2 separate regions of the Homo sapiens genome follow, and region 2 is linked to region 1. A link is a loop called in an ENCODE intact Hi-C map of the cell type or tissue named here. Cell type or tissue: A673. All regions are shown on one strand. Links, peaks and the distances in the headings refer to the core of each region. The heading gives the core; the rest is flanking DNA. Region 1 has its middle 49 kb from the start of TAS2R16. Region 2 has its middle 17 kb from the start of CADPS2.

What was found. Peaks named below come from ENCODE experiments on the same cell type or tissue, not always from the same donor. Only the 100,000 strongest peaks of a DNase experiment are listed, where the experiment ranks them.
Region 2: a loop joins it to region 1, with 7 times the contacts of the local background. A loop is called at or near these places in 4 of 110 quality-filtered maps.

The regions. Positions count from the first base shown.
Region 1 is chr7:123,042,302-123,046,718 of GRCh38, forward strand. No RefSeq gene overlaps it. Among named protein-coding and RNA genes, the nearest start is that of TAS2R16, 49 kb to the left of the region's middle. In A673, for the core only: no CTCF peak of the experiment used is centred there; DNase peaks (open chromatin) are centred at 1,550 and 1,980; H3K27ac peaks cover 2,266 bases.
Region 2 is chr7:122,900,956-122,905,372 of GRCh38, forward strand. No RefSeq gene overlaps it. Among named protein-coding and RNA genes, the nearest start is that of CADPS2, 17 kb to the left of the region's middle. In A673, for the core only: a CTCF peak has its summit at 1,996; DNase peaks (open chromatin) are centred at 476 and 1,996; H3K27ac peaks cover 1,919 bases.

The sequences.
Region 1 (4,417 bases), core at 260-4,259:
TATATATATATATATATCTGTATATATATCTACATGTATCTGTATATATCTGTAAATATCTATATATATCTATATAGATCTACATAGATATATATAGATCTATCTAGATAGATAGATATAGATATATATCTATATGGATAGATAGATATAGATATATATCTATATGGATAGATAGATATAGATATATATCTATATGGATAGATAGATATAGATATATATCTATATGGATAGATAGATATAGATATATATCTATATGGATAGATATAGATATATATCTATGTGGATAGATATAGATATATATCTATGTGGATAGATATCGATATATATCTATGTGGATAGATATCGATATATATCTGTGTGGATAGATATCGATATATATCTATGTGGATAGATAGATATATATCTATGTGGATAGATAGATATAGATATATATCTATGTGGATAGATAGATATAGATATATATCTATGTGGATAGATAGATATAGATATATATCTATGTGGATAGATAGATATAGATATATATCTATGTGGATAGATAGATATAGATATATATCTATGTGGATAGATAGATATAGATATATATCTATGTGGATAGATAGATATAGATATATATCTATGTGGATAGATAGATATAGATATATATCTATGTGGATAGATAGATATAGATATATATCTATGTGGATAGATAGATATAGATATATATCTATGTGGATAGATATAGATATATATCTATATGGATAGATATAGATATATATCTATATGGATAGATATAGATATATATCTATATGGATAGATATAGATATATATCTATATGGATAGATATAGATATATATCTATATGGATAGATATAGATATAGATATATATCTATATGGATAGATAGATATAGATATAGATATATATCTATATGGATAGATAGATATAGATATATATGGATAGATAGATATAGATATAGATATATATGGATAGATATAGATATATATCTATATGGATAGATATATCTATCTATCTAGATAGATAGATATACACACACCCATATATACATAATATGGATTGGTTGCATCAATACCTGTATTTTCTTTTGATGTGCAGAACTATGAAGAGGAGGCATTACTAGATAGGTATGACCACTAGTGCAATTTATAATTCAAACAATACTTGAAAACTATTTTCATAAATTTATTATTTTATTACCACAAATAAATGTATTCCTGTTCACAACATCCAGAAATGAATTTGAGCACAGTCCATTATGAGAAAGAGAGCAGATTTTTGACTAGCTGATACAGATGCAAATGGAGCCACATAGGTGAGCAAAATTACTTTACATCAAGTTGCCTTACTGTTAGATACAGTCAGTCTCCTATAAGGATATCCTCTTTCTCTAGTTTCTGCCCTCCTCTTCCTCCAGATTGTCATCTGTCTTCTCTAGCCTTCTGATACTCTTATAGGGTCCAGTTTCATTCTGTGGGCAGTTTCAGGGTCTCTGAGGTCAGGGTTACTGACAATTGCCATGTCAGAGACTGATAGGTTCTTACCATTCCTCAAAGAAAGAGGCTTCTTTTTTCCTAGTCTCTTCAGAATGGGTCATCTACAATATACATGCTCAGTTCTTTCCTTCCTTCCTTCCTTCCTTCCTTCCTTCCTTCCTTCCTTCCTTCCTTCCTTCCTTCCTTCCTGCCTTCATTCCTTCCTTCCTTCCTTCCCAGAATGGGCCATCTACCATATACATGTTCAATTCCTTCCTTCCTTCCTTCCTTCCTTCCTTCCTTCCTTCCTTCCTTCCCTCCCTCCCTCCCTCCCTCCCTCCCTTCTTTCCTTCCTTCCTTCCTTCCTTCCTCCTTCCTTCCTTCCTTCCTTCCTTCTCTCTCTTTCTTTCTTTCTCTTTCTTTCCTTCTTTCTTTCTTGAGACAAAGTCTCACTCTGTCGCCCAGGCTGCAGTGCAGTGCTGCGATCTCGGCTTACTGTCAGCTCTGCCTCCCAGGTTCAAGAGATTCTGTCTCAGCCTCCCGAGGGGCTGGGATTTCAGACACTCACCACCACACCCAGCTAATTTTTGTATTTTTAGTAGAGACAGATTTCACCATGTTGGTCAGGTTGGTCTCGAACTCCTGACCTCAGGTGATCCATCCCCTCTCCCTCCCAAAGTGCTGGGATTACAGGCATGAGCCACCACGCCTGGCCTCACATGTTCAATTTTATCTCATGGCAACATGTTACGAAGCAAATGAAGTCTCTGTCTTACCAAAGACCCTCCTCATCACAGTAAGGAGTATATGGAAATAAAGGAGTCAGAGAGAACAGAGAAACTGATTATCCATTCTCTTGCTATCCCCTTACTCCAAAACATATTTGATTGGCATCTGCTTGAAGAGACTTTGGATGTCTTTCTAATACTGGCTTTTGAGTGACTTAGGCAAATTGTAGACTCCTTTTTGATATCAATTTGGAAATAAACTGCTATAATTTCTGTACTTTCTGAAGGGTGGAAAAACTGTGCTTATGTAATATTAAAAACATCCTGTCAATTCAGTTAAAAATTAGAATTGTTTGTTTTTACAATCAAAAGCTCTGATTTTATAAAATTGGGCTTCTAGTTTTATTTTAACTGCTTACTAACCAGGTTTTTCTGTTGCTTCTTTAAGATAACTGGGAAAACATTACTGTCCACTGATTTCACGAGGTTGTTGTGAAGAACAAATGAGAAAAATATAGGTAAAATTGCTTTGGAAAGTGCAAAAAAAATTATATAATGGTGAAAAGCATGTCCTTAAAATAAACCTTCAAATGAATTTTTCTTTTTTTAATATATGTAGGTTGAACATAGGGGACAGTGCAGGCACTACCAGTAATGCAACCAGCATTTGATTTCTTGCTTTTCTGCTCTAAAAGAACTTTGATTTAGTTGGAATAGCAATGTGCCTAACATAAGACTCCTTTGCAGGTAAAAGCAGCCACATTTCATAGTTTTAACCAGAGAGGTATGGATAGAAGTTATTGGATAAGATCTCTGGAAAATCTCTTTGAAAGAAGGACTAAACTCTACTAGTATGTAACTTTGTCCTGCTCTCTTCCTCCTTCTTCCTTCATGGGATGTGGATGCTTTGGTGTAGAATTAAAACAACTACTTTATGACCTTATGGTGACCTTAAAATTACAAACCACCAGAAAGAATAGAAGACTGGAAAGGCCTAGGGTGCTTGGGTCATTGATGACATCCTGGGGCTGAAGCATCAAGCCCTGAAATATCCAAATCCAAATTAGTCATGTTACATGGGAAACAAAAAATCCCTATCTTTTAAAATCACGTATTTGTTATTCACAGTCAGGGTGTTTCTAACTAAACCAGTATAATTATAGGATCTATACTTTCTACCAATTGATTTTAAGTACTCATATATCCAATGATAATATTTGATAGTTCTACTGACATCTCATATAATCTTATATGTCCCACTGGCATTTCACATGCAGGGACTCTACAATTCAACTCATCCTTGTCACAGAAGTTTTTTTTTTCTTATCTTTTATTATTAAACTCAATGAAAGGCATCACTATTTCTCAGTCAATAAAGCAATTTTTGCTTTATTGGGTGTTAAACTTTTAAACCACCCTTGCATCCCCGGGGTAAATCCCACTTGATTATGATGAATGATTTTTTTAATGTGTTGTTAAATTCAGTTTGCTAGTATTTTGTTGAGGATTTTTGCATCGTTGTTCATCAGGGAGGTTAGTCTGTAGTTTTATTTTTTTAATGTGGCTTCGTCTGGTGGTGTTATCCGGGTAATACTGGCCTCATAGAATGAGTTTGGAAGTATTCCCTCTTATTCCATTTTTTGGAATGATTTGAGGATTGGTATTAGTTCTTTAAATGTTTGGTAAAATTCAGCAGTGAAACTATCAAGTCCCAGGCTTTTCTTTGCTGGGATACTTTTTTAGTATGGCTTCAATTTTATTACATTTATTATTGGTCTGTTCAGGTTTGGATTGTTCATGGTTCAATTTTTGTAGGTTGTATGTCTAGGAATTTGTCCATTTCTTCTAGGTTTTCAAATTTGTTAGTATAGATTGTTAATGATGCCCTCAAATATCATTTGAATTTCTATGATATTATTGTAATATCTCCCTTTTCATCTCTGATTTTATTTATTTGGGTCTTCTTGCTTTTTTCTTTCTTAGTCTGGCTAAAGGTTTATCAGTTTTGTTTGTCTTTTCAAAAAATCAACCTTTGTTTTTGCCGATCTTTTGTATTGTTTTCTTCACTTTAATTTCATTTATTTCTGCTCTGATCTTTATTATTTCCTTTCTTCTCCTAATCTTTGGTTTGATTTGCTCTTCCTTTTCTAGTGTTTTAAGGTGCATCATTAGATTGTTTACTTGAAGTTTTTCTACATTTTTGATGTAGGCATTTAGAGCTA
Region 2 (4,417 bases), core at 141-4,140, 140 kb before region 1:
AGTTACATAGTGAGACCCCATCTTTATATAAAAGAAAGAAAAATAATAACACTGTAGATCCTGCTAAGAAATCCAGGATATGAATTATATTTATATTTCTGTTATTTATTTCTCTTCTATTATCTTATATATTTTCTAAGTCAAGAGTTGCCAACATATGGTCATTTGGCAGATAAAATACATATTCAAGAAATAAAGAAATCATTATGAAAATCTATAGCAAAAATGAGATGATTGATCTTTTCCTTTTATTCTTTCAATATTGTGTGTTTAGTCCGTAATTTTTAATATACTCATGACACTGATAGATTGTATTACTAGCACATATTAACTGGAGGCCAGAAATTGTTCAGTAGCTATTTAAAAATTTTAGCTGAGACAGAAGGAGTTTTACCCGAAACTCTCACTAGAGAATATCTGTCACAGGATGAAGCACTCACGACAATGAAGGATACTTAAGCAAAATTTATTGCTTCCAGATTGTTAGTCAGTTTCATGTCAGTGATGCAATATTGTTCAAATGTTCCAGTTTAACATTTTAACAAGAAAGTTTGGAGCTGAAATAACCCTTTAACTACACCACTGAAAATGTTCTCAGGAAATCATCAGAGACGTTTTGAGATAAAAAGGCAGGCTATGCTATAATAGAAAGTAGAATAAGTTAAATAACATCTCTAGTGTGATTTTTTTCTGCAATTTGATGTGAGGAACAAAACTCTAACCATAGCCCTCATCTGAATCATAGTGAATTAAATGAAAATGTCTTAAAAGTAAGATATCTCATTAGACTATATCTTGCTTTATGGTAAACAAAGAAGGAAAAAGGATAAATGGACCTTTTCTTCCTAACACAGTGACCTAACTTTCCAATCCAGATGACTGTTTGGCCAGATTCTGGACTATCTGGATTTTTATAAATGAAGCTCAATTTTTTTAAACTGCAGAACAAATATTAAAATCAAATAGCTGCCCACTAATAAAACACTCTAGACAAGAAGCCTGCTAATATAAGACTGCAACAACTATCTCATTTAAGGTTAGGATTTACAGAACATTGTTCAGATAGTAAAGGTAGGAAACAAACACCCTCTCTCTGTCAGACACAGGAGTAAGAGGAAGCAACTTCCTGGGCTTTTTACCCAATTATTGTCAAGAATGAAAGTTAGTTACTTCCCTAATTATAAACATACTTTGTGTTTTGTTATTTGTGAGCTGAAGACACTATTTTTAAAAAATTAATTTCAATTTAATTTCACAAATGTTTGCTGAACACCTGCTACACGGCCTGCACAATTCTAGGCACTGAGGATACAGCAGAAAACAAAACAGACTTTTAAAAAATCTTGCACATGCATAACACTTTTAACATTTTCAAAGAACTTCTATGGCCATTACTTTATTATTATTTTTTTACAATACTCTTGTAAAGAAAGCACAGAGAGATTAAAATGATTTGTCAAGGTTTAGATCATTAGTTCATAGACACTATCTTAATTCCAGACCTATAACTTTCTTCTGAGTTACAGACCTGTTCTTCATTCATCAACTGATTAGTTTTACTTGGGTGTCTGAATATAGCTAATTATCTCTTGTATTAGTAGCAATGTGGTGCAGAAGTTGTACCTATATTGCCAGCGCTCAAATCCTTTCTGCCACTTAGGTGGCTGAATAATACAGCACCCTAAAACTTAGTGTAATAAAGAACAATCAACTGTGTATTCTCTCTCGCTTGTTTGTGGTTACAAGGCCAGGCTGTGCTCTAAGTTACAAGTTGGTTCCAAATCTACTCCACCTGTCTTTCATCTCTTTTGACGAGTAGGCTATCTAGAGCAGGTTCTTCTTTCAGTGATGGCAGAGGCCTAAGGGGAGAACCCATTGCTGCATGCATTGTTTCAAGGCTGCCTGTGTCATCTCCACTAACATCCTATTGGACAAAGCAAATCACATGGACAAGCCCAAAGTCTTTCTTAATAAAGGGATAGAAAAGTACACTCTGTCCACTAGGAGGCCAAAGCCAGTCACATGACCAAACAAAACATCAGTGGGATGGGGAAGGGAGAGGAAGAGAAAGTGGATATTTTTGAAGAATAATCTACCATAGGTGCCTTAACATTTCTTGCCTCAGTTTATCCCTGTGCAAAACTCTCATAAGGTTGTTGTGAGAATTCAGCAAAGCATTTAGGATGCTTGGCACATGGTGAATGCTAAGTAAATAGTAGGCATTACTATTTCTATGTATCTCTGCTCATTAAATGGGATCCCCAGCTCCAGGCCTCTCAAATCCGTGCTGTTTCCTTTCATATCCATCCTCTTTGTCATGGGAAGCGCATTTGTTTGGCCCAAGACAAAATGTTTACACTTTGGTGAGGCTACCTCTAGTGACTGTATCGGTAAAATGACTCATCTATAAGGGAAGGTCTATTAGGTAAATCATACACATTTCCCCTTTTATTTAAGGCACATCTCTTCATTACGTTTTGTGATCCAGAGATTGCAAGCACTCAAATGTTCAGCTTAATAAAGTAAACATTAATATATGAAATGAATTTCTTTTTTGAAGGAAGACAAAAAGGATTGTAATAAAGATAACCTAATTCAAATGGCACCACCTTTGTGAAGTGTTCTCTAACTTCCCTAGGAAGTTAACTTCCTTCCTCTTTAATTGCCAATATATTTTTTCAAAACCTTTATTACAGCATTGACTAGATTACACATGATGTGATTTTATGCCTTTCTCCCTAAGTGAGAACTTCCAAGAAATAGTTTCTTATTTTTGTCTCATTCCTAACACAGCACATGACACAAAGTAGGTGGTCAATAACATTCACTGGCTAGAAATAGGGACAAGACAGAGATGGAACCTAGCAAATAATCATTGGATTTCACTTTTTCTCTACTTCTAACAGTGATGCTCACTAAAAGATACAGTTCATTCTTTGTAAATTATGCCTCAATAAATTTGGGTTTTAAAAAGAGGCTCCCAAAAGGCAAGGGATGAATGCTTTTTACTAATAGAATATGATATTTATAGCAAAATGGATATAAATTATTAATAATATTGCTGAACCCTTTTTAAAAATGAAGTTTGACTAGTACTAGAAAATTCACATTGTACAGAAGAATTTAGAAGGTAGCATAAAATAGCCTTTTCAACAAATGCTGCTGGAAGAACTGGATGCCCATATGACAAATGAACAGCCATCCTCTCACACCACACACAAAAATTAACATAAAATAGATGATAGACCTAAAGCAAAGCTAAATCTGTGGGATTTCTAGAAGAAAACATATGAGAAAAATTTTTCTGACCTTGGGTTATGTAAAGATTTCTTAGATAATATGCATGAACAAATGAAACATAAAATAGAAAACTGATAAATATCTTTATCAAAATTAAAAATGTTTTTTTCCTAAGAAGACACTATTAAGGAAATAAAAAAGACTTACAGATTGAAAGAAAATATTCATAACACATATATATGACAAAACATTTAGAATATACAATGAACAATTGCAATTCATTAATAACAAGTCAAACTGCCCAACTTAAATATAGGCATATGTATTTAAACAGTTATGTCACAAAAGAAGATATATAAATAGCACATATACCCACGAAAAGATGCTCAACGTCATTCACCTTTAGAGGGAATGCTGATTAAAACCATGAGATAGTACCGTATATCTATTTAAACTAAAATTTTAACAAGACTAACAATACCAAGTATTGGTGAGAATGGGGGTGCAACTAGAACATACACTCTACCCAAGGGTATGTAAAATGGCACAATCACTTTGCAAAACTCTTTGGCAGTGTCTTATACAGTTAGACATATAATTACCATATGATCCATCAATTCTCCTAAGTATTTACCAAAGAAAATGAAACCCAGTGTTCATATACAGACCTGTTTATGAATGCTTAGATCAAAATTATTTGTATTTAACTAAATGTTAGAAGTTATCTAAATGTTCATCAATGGATACATTAAAAAAGGGGTATACATATATATGTACAATGGAATGCTATTCAGCAATAAAAAGGAATGGACTACTGATACATGCAACATACATGAAAATGTCATGATGAGTGAAAGAAGCTAGAATCAAAAAGTACATCTATATATACATATATATTCTATTTACATAAAATTTTAGAAATTGCAAACTAGCCTTTTATGACAGAAGGCAGGTCAATGTTTGCTTGGGGCAAGGGGTAGAGGAATAGATTAATTAATAGGGGCCATAAGAAATATTTGGGGGATTATGAAAACATTCTGTGTCTTGATTTCTAACAGTAGTTTCATAGATGCATGTATTTGTCAAAACTCAGCAAATTGTATAGTTCATATAGGTGCAGTTCACCATTTGTAAATTATACCCTAAAAAAGTTGACTTATAAAATAAAAAGAATAGA